Linked DNA regions of Homo sapiens: region 2 is linked to region 1. The links are chromatin contacts, found by Hi-C or POLR2A ChIA-PET in ENCODE. All regions are on one chromosome and are shown on one strand. The core of a region is the stretch at or near the end of the contact, and the rest is flanking DNA. Distances in the headings are between cores, read along the strand shown. Region 1 has its middle 13 kb from the start of MIR4293. Region 2 holds the start of DCLRE1C (DNA cross-link repair 1C).

Evidence for each region. Hi-C counts contacts between places; a loop is a spot of excess contacts on that map. ChIA-PET counts read pairs that join two places held with the same protein, here RNA polymerase II (POLR2A). Pooled maps may share reads with other maps.
Region 2: a loop to region 1 is called in a pooled map, with 2.3 times the contacts of the local background. The contact joins the promoter of DCLRE1C here to the enhancer-like site in region 1. A Hi-C loop is called at or near these places in 2 of 37 single-sample maps with no recorded cell type and 7 of 50 pooled maps. POLR2A ChIA-PET finds 5 or more read pairs at or near these places in 1 of 52 experiments (PC-9).

The regions. Positions count from the first base shown.
Region 1 is chr10:14,394,445-14,398,867 of GRCh38, reverse strand. No RefSeq gene overlaps it. Among named protein-coding and RNA genes, the nearest start is that of MIR4293, 13 kb to the right of the region's middle. Within about 2 kb of position 1,672, at least 5 of the 41 ENCODE cell types and tissues checked have a DNase peak (open chromatin) inside an H3K27ac peak, as active enhancers do.
Region 2 is chr10:14,950,952-14,955,788 of GRCh38, reverse strand. It overlaps DCLRE1C (DNA cross-link repair 1C), which reads left to right and starts at 1,693. Exons shown (of 14, transcript NM_001033855.3): 1 at 1,693-1,887. The coding sequence starts at 1,779. It also overlaps a transcript of MEIG1 not described here. RefSeq lists a silencer at 1,502-1,581 and enhancers at 1,600-2,327, 2,328-3,056.

The DNA of each region.
Region 1 (4,423 bases), core at 423-2,922:
ACTATTAATTTTGTGGGTACACAGTGTATATATTTCTGGGATACCTGAGATATTTGGATACAGTCATGCAATGCATAATAATCATATCAGGGTGAATGGAGATCCATAGCCTCAGGCATTTATCCTTTGTATTATAAACAATCCAATTATACTCTTTTAGCTATTTAAAAATGAAAAATTGGCCGGACGTGGTGGCTGGTGCCTCTAATCCCAGCACTTTGGGAGGCTGAGGCGGGTGGATCATGAGGTCAGGAGGTCAAGACCATCCCGGCCAACATGGTGAAACCCTGTCTCTACTAAAAATACAAAAAAAATTAGCTGGGCATGGTGGCGGGGACTTGTAGTCCCAGCTACTCGGGAGGCTGAGGTATGAGAATTGCTTGAACCAGGAGGCACAGGTTGCAGTGAGCTGAGATTGCACCACTGCACTCCAGCGTGACAACAGAGTGAGACTCTGTCTCAAAAAAAAAAAAAGTACAATTAAATTCATATTGACTATAGTTACCCTATTGTTCTATCAAATACTAGATATTACTCATTATTTCTAACTATTTATTTGTACCTATTAACCATGCTCCACCTACTATCCCACCACCTCACTAACCTTCCCAGCCTCTGGTAACCATCATTCTCTCTATCTCCATGAGTTCAACTGTTTTAATTTGAAGTTTCCACAAATAAGTACGAACACCCGAAGTATGTCTTTCTGAGACCACGAGGCATATTTTATGTAATACTATGCATTAGTTTTTATTTTTTTGTATTTCTTTTCCTTTTTGCCAGATCTAAAAATTCTTGGAAAAGCCAACGTGATATGGTAGAAAATCCTGAAAAGAGAGTAAGAGAACCTAGGTTGTAAACCTAGTGATACAAGTGATTAACTCTGTGATTTTGAGTAAATCTCAGGGCACCTCAAGTCTCTGTTTATAGACGTAAGACCTGCGCTGGTCTCTTGGGCATGCTAGGTGCTCAATACATCATTGATGCTTTCTTCAGAACCCCCCTTTCCTAATTATGAAATTCTAGACATGCAGAGGCTAGGGGCCACTTTGAATTCCCATGTTCTTAAGGAATGCAATTGCCCTCAAAGATGGTTTGTTTTAAAATTTTAAAAATTAAATATACTCCCTTTGTTTCACCACTGATTTTCTCTTCTTTATAGTACCTGCTTCCGAGTACTAATAAACAGAGCAACCTTGACTTAATGCCTTAGATAGAGAAAAGAAGGTTCAATTGCACACCTTGAGAAAAATGAACCAGAAGGTTTGCTAGAATCCCTGCAGGAGAGGACATTATTTGGTTTGGGAAGGAAATGGACTTCAATTCTCTGGTCTCTTCATTGTTTGACTTTGCAGCTTTTTTTTTTTTTTTTTTTTTCCCCAAACTCCATGGGTCAAGGAAAAAGGAAGGTGAAACCCATGGACAACTGCGACATCAGACACAGCTGGCTGGGCCGCTCCGCCAGCCCCCACTCAGCAGGCGGGATGCAATGTTCAGGGCAAGGGAGGCAGCCAGCCCCTGGCGTGACATTTTCAGCTGTGCAGCTGTGGGCCCTGGCACGTTGCTGCTGGAGCTTGATGGTTGCCTTCCAGCCCCTGAATAGCTTTTGATTAGGATGGGATGCCTAGCAGATGAGTCAGATTTAAACCACGCTGCATGTGGTTAGTAGCAGCCATTTTTTTAATCACTGTCATATTGACGGGGATTACAACTCCCCATGAGATGTCTTAATTTATTTGGCCCCTAACCTTTAAGATGACAATCGCATTTTGTGAGCTTCTGATGCTTTTCTTTTTACAGTCACAATTTCCCCCAGACCCAGGCCTTTAACTCCTTTCCAGAATTAGATGGACCATGGATACCATCAGTTCTGGGCCTGACTGTACTGTAATTAGAGTCCCAGAAATGTTTGGAGCTGACTTTTACACCCTATTCTTCTTATGATACCAGAAGTTGGTGTGCTCTGGATCAGAGAGGGAATTTCAGAGCAGAAACAACTAATAAAACTGTGACCTGGAGTGGTGGGGGAAATGGATACCAGGCATTCAACAGAAAGGCCGTAGAATATGGGGCCTCCTAAAGTGTGATTCCCCTCATGGCCACTAGGTCAATGAGTCCTGAAATTTTGCCAACAGAAAATAATTCTTCTGGCTTAAACGTGTTATTTTATTGGCAAGCAGGTGTTCCTGGAAGGGGTCGCCAATTGGTCTCTTTTCAGACATAAATGCCTAAATGTGCATGAGTTTGTCAGATCACTTCCTGAGGTTAGATTTTGTTGGAGAGCTCAAAAAGTGAAAGAAAGGGCTGCGTACATTCCTGTAATTCCAGCGCTTTGGGAGGCCGAGGAGGGCGGATCACCTGAGGTCAGGAGTTTGAGACCAGCCTGGCCAACACAGTGAAACTCCAACACTACTAAAAATACAAAAATTAGCCAGGCATGATGGCAGGCACCTGTAAATGCAGCTACTTGGGAGGCTGAGAGAGGGAGAATTGCTTGAACCCAGGAAGCGGAGATTGCAGTGAGCCGAGATCATGCCATTGCACTCCAGCCTGCGTGACAGAGCAAGCAAGGCTCAGTCTCAAAAAAAAAAAAAAAAAAAAAAAAAAAAAAGTGAAAGAATAAGGCACTGAACAATTGGTGGGATGAATCAGGAGAGGGGCTGTGGGGCTGTCAGAGATGGGGAGAGTAAAGAAAGGGGGGCTCACTGTACCCATTTTCCTAGGCATGGCACTGTTAAGGAACAGAATGATGGAAAATCTAGACATCGTAGATGATATTAGGTTGGTGCAAAAGTAATTGCAGTTTTTGCCACTAGAAGTAATGGCACCAACCTAATAGTGATAGGAACAAAGTCATGTTTAGAATTCTGCTCTCATAGAGAGACAGGGAACAACCCAGCCTGTACCTTATAGCACAGCAGTGCATTGAGTAAGGTCCAGGGGCATGTTAAACGCATAGCCTAATACATTCGCCCTCTCCCTACTCCTCCCATTCCAACAAAGCATTTCATAGTCCACGGTCCCTTGTCTCAGCTCTCATAACACCATATGAAAATACAAGAGCTTTCCACAAAGTCATGCTAAGAGGGTTAAGTCATTAAAAAGACAATATTGTACCTATATTAAAAATAAGAGCCATAAATAGTCCTATAGCCCTTGGAGTATAAATATTACTGTGTTTCCTTTATTTTCCCAAATTAAGATTGGTTGACCCCTGTGAAAATAAAAAATGATAAACTTAGAATCATATTATAGTAGTCTTAGTAAAAACTAGAAAAAATAAGGTTATAATGGCTTTGATAGGGTCAAATCTTGAAATAAAATAAACTTTGTTTGTAAAATGAGTTCAAGAACTCAAAGTGGTTGGGTGCAGTAGCTCACGCTCTAATCCTAACACTTCGGGAGGCAAAGGTGGGTGGATCACTTGAGGTCAGGAGTTTGAGGCCAGCCTGGCCAACATGGTGAAACTTCATTTCTACTAAAAATACAAAACTGATCCGGGAGTGGTGCCACGTGCCTGTAATCCCAGCTACTCAGGAGGCTGAGGCACGAGAATGGCTTGAACCTGGGAGGCAGAGGTTGCAATGAGCTGAGATCTCAACACTGCCCTTCAGCCTGGACAACAGAGTGAGACTTCATCTCAGAAAAAACAAAAACAGAAACTCAAAGTGCAGGACTAAGCACTTCCTAATCTCAAAAAATTGAGAAAAGTTAAATTAAGCAGTGCTCATATTTGGTGGTCAATAGAATACAATTGTACAACAACCTTCAGCCAAAGGAAGACACCTTTGGGTGTGGGGAAAAGGGGCAGGGGAGAAGGAGATAGATAGATAGATAGATAGATAGATAGATAGATAGATAGAGAGATAGATAGATAGATAGATTGATTATGGGAGTTCCTTCACATAATGATGGAGGCCACAAAGTCCCATGATATGCCGTCTTCAAACTGAAGACCCGGAGGAGCTGATGGGGTGATTCAGTCCGAGTCTGAAGACTTGAGAACCAGGGCAGCCAATGGTGCAACTGTCAGTCTGAGTCCAAAGACCTAAGAAACTGGAGGCCACTCATGTTGTATTTCAGAGTCCAAAGGCCAAAGAACCAGGAGCTCTAATGTCTGTGGGCAGGAGAAGATGCATGTCTCATTCAGCTTGAGAGATGGCTGGGCACAGTGGCTCACACTTATAATCCCAGCACTTTGGGAATCCGAGGCAGGAGGATCACTTGAGGCCGGTGGTTCCAGACCAGCCTGCCTGGGCAACAAAGCAAGACCTCATCTCTTAAAAAAAAAAAAAAAAGCAAATTTGTCCTTCCTCCATTTTTAAAATTCTCTTCTGGCCTCAATAGATTGGATGACGCTTGTCACATTGGTGAGGTGATCTTTACTCAGCCTGCCAATTCAAATGCTAACCTCTTCTGAAAA
Region 2 (4,837 bases), core at 444-2,943, 560 kb before region 1:
AATCTGTATTTGAATAGAACTCTGAGTATCATGGCTACAGGCACAAGCTGACATTCACTAGGGATGTCATTCTGTTTTGTTTTGTTTTTTTGAGACAGAGTCTCTCTCTGTTGCCCAGGCTGGAGTGAACTGGCATGATCTAGGCTCACTGCAACCTCCGCCTCCCAGGTTCAAGTGATTCTCCTGCCTCGGCCTCCCGAGTAGCTGGAGATGTGTGCCACCATGCCCGGCCGATTTTTGTATTTTTAGTAGAGATGGGGTTTCACCATGTTGTCCAGGCTGGTCCTGAACTCCTGACCTCAGGTGATCACCTGCCTCAGCCCTCCAAAGTGCTGGGATTACAGGCATGAGCCACTGAGGTGGGCTGGGATGGCATTCTGATTCCTGATTTCCCTGGTCAGAAATCTTTGTTCCTGGATTTGTTCTCACGTTACCTTGCGTCTCTGTGGAAGCATTTATTTGCCATATTCTGCAAACATGTTGTCGCCAGATAGATTGAATGCTACCCGAAGGTTTGTCACAGTGCTGTGCACAAAGTGGGACTTCAAGTGTTATGGAGGCCTGGAAAGCCAGGTACAATGGCTCACCCAGCACTTTGGGAGGCCGAGGCGAGCGGATCGCATGAGGCCAGGAGCTCGAGACCAGCCTGGTCAACGTGGTGAAACCCCGTCTCTGCTAAAAATATAAAAATGAGCCAGGCGTGGCGGCGCGTGCCTGTAGTCCCAGCTACTCTGGAGGCTGAGGCAGGAGAATCGCCTGAACCCGGGAGGCGGAGGTTGCAGAGAGCCGAAATCACGCCACTGCACTCCAGCCTGGGCGATAGAACTAGACCCCAACTGAATAAATAAATAAAATAAAGCGAAAGTGTTCTGGGTTGTTTGTGTTTAATTATACTAAGGAGATTTGATAGGAAGGAGCACAATAAATGTCATGGTGATTATTTGGTTTATTGTAATACAATAAAGGAAATACAATAAAAGGTTTAACAAACCTTTTCATAAAGTTGCTTTGGTTGTTAAAAAATTTTAGACCTTTCCTGCCATTTTTCTTTTTTTAAGTACATCATTCTAACTTCCTAAAAGTATAGCTCAAAAAGGTGGGGGCCCAGGGGAGAGGCCAGCAGCGAAGGCATTATTGGGATCTTATTTGCCCCAAGATCACGCAGAGATGATTTATTCAGTTTGTAGATTATATAAACGGAAGAGGGAATTAATAGTTCCTGAATCTACCATGAGTCAGATACAAACTTTCTCATACAACCCTCACGGTAATCCCACAAGGTTAGAAATTGGGAACAGAAGAGAGAGGGCGGGGAACTGAGCTCGGGTTTCAGGCTAGCAGCAGACAAGCAGGAAGCGGAACGAAGAATGATTTCTAAGCGCAGTTCCGCAGCCCACTCACCTCGTCGGCTGGGGCCACCTGCTCTGGGAGTTTCGATTTCCCTTCCCGCGACTGCACCTCCACAGACATGGGCAACGCCTTACCAGAGCAACACCTGTGTTTGTTGGGCGGGAATGAGCCTTGCACTGGGCAGGGCTCAGGGCCCATCGCGTGCAGCGAAGCGCGGGTGATTTAAACCCAAGCAGCGGGCGCCTAGAACCCGACCGGATGCTCCTTGACTTTGCCCCCGGTCTCCGGACTCCTCTGATTGGACGTGGCTGCGTTCGGCCGCCCAATGGCGAGGCAGCGCGCGGCTTCCCGGAAGTGGCGGCGCGGTCAGGGCTGGCCTTGGCTTCAGCTGCGGTTTTGGGGTCCCGGACTCTGGGATCGGCGGCGCTATGAGTTCTTTCGAGGGGCAGATGGCCGAGTATCCAACTATCTCCATAGACCGCTTCGATAGGGAGAACCTGAGGGCCCGCGCCTACTTCCTGTCCCACTGCCACAAAGGTGAGTGAGGGCTGCGCGTCGCCCGCTCCCGGGGCGCTGGGGGCTGGAGAGAGGACAGGAGGGGGCCGGCCCTGGAGCAAGGAGCTGCAGCCTGTGGGAAGCCAGCGAGGGGGCGGCCAGCACACGCCTTGTCCCAGTCGGGCTCTTCAGCCTCTCAAAGGCTTCATCTATTTTCGGATGTGGTCAACGCGGCGTAACGGCGCCTGCCAGTTGCGCCCCGGGCCGGCTTGGTCAAGCACTGCTAGTAGTTTCTCTTGGTAGCTTTGCTGGTGGCCGATGATCAGAGATTGGCGAGGGTTAGTACTTCCCTCAGAGCCTCGCTACCATGTATGAAGAAAACAAGTTTCAGATCCATTTGACCACACCCTCAAACATTGGTCAGCAAGCAGGAGACTCAGACACACACACAACTGTGGAACAGCCCGCCTAAGAGCTCCACGAAGTGCAAGCTCCTTGGCCTTTGGGTGTTCTGTCCGTATCCAATATGAAAGTTTCGTTCTAGTTTAGGTTGGAGGGATGTTTCCCTTCTAGATGGTATCAGGCAACCTGAAAAGCTACTATGATTTCACAGCTGGATCCTTTCACAGCTGGGCCGATTTAGGGATTAAGGTTAGAGTGTCGCTGATGCTCCAAGCAGAGATTGGAGCTAAGTTCCAGAGTTTAAATACCGCTAACTTGACAACCATTGTTCATTTTCACTTCTATTGTGCTAACAAGTCACTAACTTTTACCAGGGAAAACAGTTTTAATGCTCATTGTGCTAATTCGCCCAGCCATTAGTGTTAATTGGAGAAAATGATAAACGGAATCACTGGAGTTGCTGCCTCCTGCTGTGTGGCCTTGCAGCGTGCTGGAGCAGGAAGCTCCCACTACCCTGTGGAGTCAATCAGCGTAACAAACCTATCTGTACCTGCGCAGTAGGAAAGTATTTTAAAGTAAATTACAGGTATCCAAACACAGCCTTTCCTCACAGGGTTGGTGTGAAGGCCAGCTATGTTGTTTTGTGTGTGGAATCAATCACTTGGACTATAAATCGTTGAAGTTACTGCTTCTGCGAAATGTCTCTGCTTTTTTTTTCCACAAAGCCACCAGTGATTTCTCTTTAATGGGAAAATCTGGACCTCTTCTCGTGCGTTGCCGTATTCGCATCGTGCACGTCTTTGAGCATCTCCTTCTTCTTTTTCTTTTTTTTGGAGACAGGGTCTCCCTTTGTCGCCCAGGCTGGAGTACAGTGTGGCACATGCTCTCTGCTCAAGTAGTTGGGACTACAGGAGTCAGCCACCATGCCTAGCTAATGTTTGTATTTTTATTATTATTTTGAGGTGGAGTCTCCATCACCAGGCTGGAGTGCAGTGGCGTGATCTCTGTTCACTGCAACCTCCGCCTCCTGGGTTCAAGCGATTCTCGTGCCTCAGCCTCCCAAGTAGCTGGAGTTACAGGCACGCACCACCACACCCAGGTAATTTTTGTGTTTTTAGTAGAGATGATGTTTCACCATGTTGGCCAGGCTGGTCTCGAACTCCTGGCCTCAGGTAGATCCACCCACCTCAGCCTCCCAAAGTGTTAGGATTACAGGTGTGAGCCGCTGTGCCTGACACATTTCTGGTTTTGTTTTTCATTGAGAATCCACTGCTGGACGAGGATATGCCTATTTTTACTTTTTGTGTAGAGCCGCACTGGAGTCTCTGAACTCAAAATGGGCTAGCCAGGATTAAAGTATACTTCCGAAACTTGCACTTCGTGTTTAGGATGGCTGAGTTTGGAGAAATAATAAATCTAAAGGAATTTGAAATCATCATAAGTTTGTGCATTAAGCCAGAAATGGACTCTTCCCTACTGTTGAACAGTCTATAACAACTTTTTCTGTTCTCTGACCACATGTGGATCTGCTTAGTCAACCAGGACATAAACTCATCAAGGGTGAAAACACAACTTCTGCTTTTGGAGGTTTCTCACATTGCCTTCTGTTGGCTTTTCACCTTTTTGGGACACAGGCTTCTTTGATTATGATATGGACTATCTCCACAAAATTCATATGTTGAAGCCCTAACCCCCAAAGCGACTGTATTTGGGGCTGGGGCTTTTAGGAGGAAAATAAGTTTAAGTGGGGTCCTACCGTGGTGTCCTACTCTGATAGGATTAGTTTCCTTACAAGAGAAGGAAGAGAGAGGGCGCTCTGTCCTCATGCGGGGCCTAGGAAAGCCATGTGAGTGCATAGTGAGAAGGCGGCTGTCTGTAAGTTAGGAAAAGTGCCCTCTCCAGAAACCAAATCGCCCCGCATCTTGATCTTCCCAGCTTCCTGAACTGTGAGAAATACCTTTTTGGTGTTGAAGGCAACCAAAACACTACCTTTCCTTACAGCGCTGGTGTGAAGGCCAACTATGGTATCTATGGTATCTTGTGATAGCAGCTCAAACATGAGAAACTGTATGGACTCTTTTGCTAGAAAAAATGCATGGAAACCCATCCACATCACTTCCTTTTTTTTTTTTTTTTTTTTTTTTTTTTTTTTGAGACAGGGTTTTGCTCTGTCACCCAGGCTGGAGTGCAGTGGTGCGATCTCGGCTCACTGCAGCCTTCACCTCCTGGACTCAACCAATCCTCCCACCTCAGCAAGTACTCCCACCTGAGTAGTTGGGATTACAGACATGCACCATCATGCCTGGCTAATTTTTCTATTTTTTATAGAGAGACAGGATTTCCCCATGTTGCCCAGGCTGGTATCGAACTCCTGGGTGCAGGTGATCCACTCACCTCAGCCTCCCAAAGTGCTGGGATGACAGGTGTGAGCTACCACACCCAGCCCCACATCACATTTTGATATAATTCGGAGTAGGCTATGGACCCACCTGATGCTTATTTGTGGGCCATCTGGAAGCCAATGCTGTGTGCAGGGTGGGCTTTACTAAGCATCATCAGTAAGTTCTGAAAGATGAGAGGGCCCCCCGAC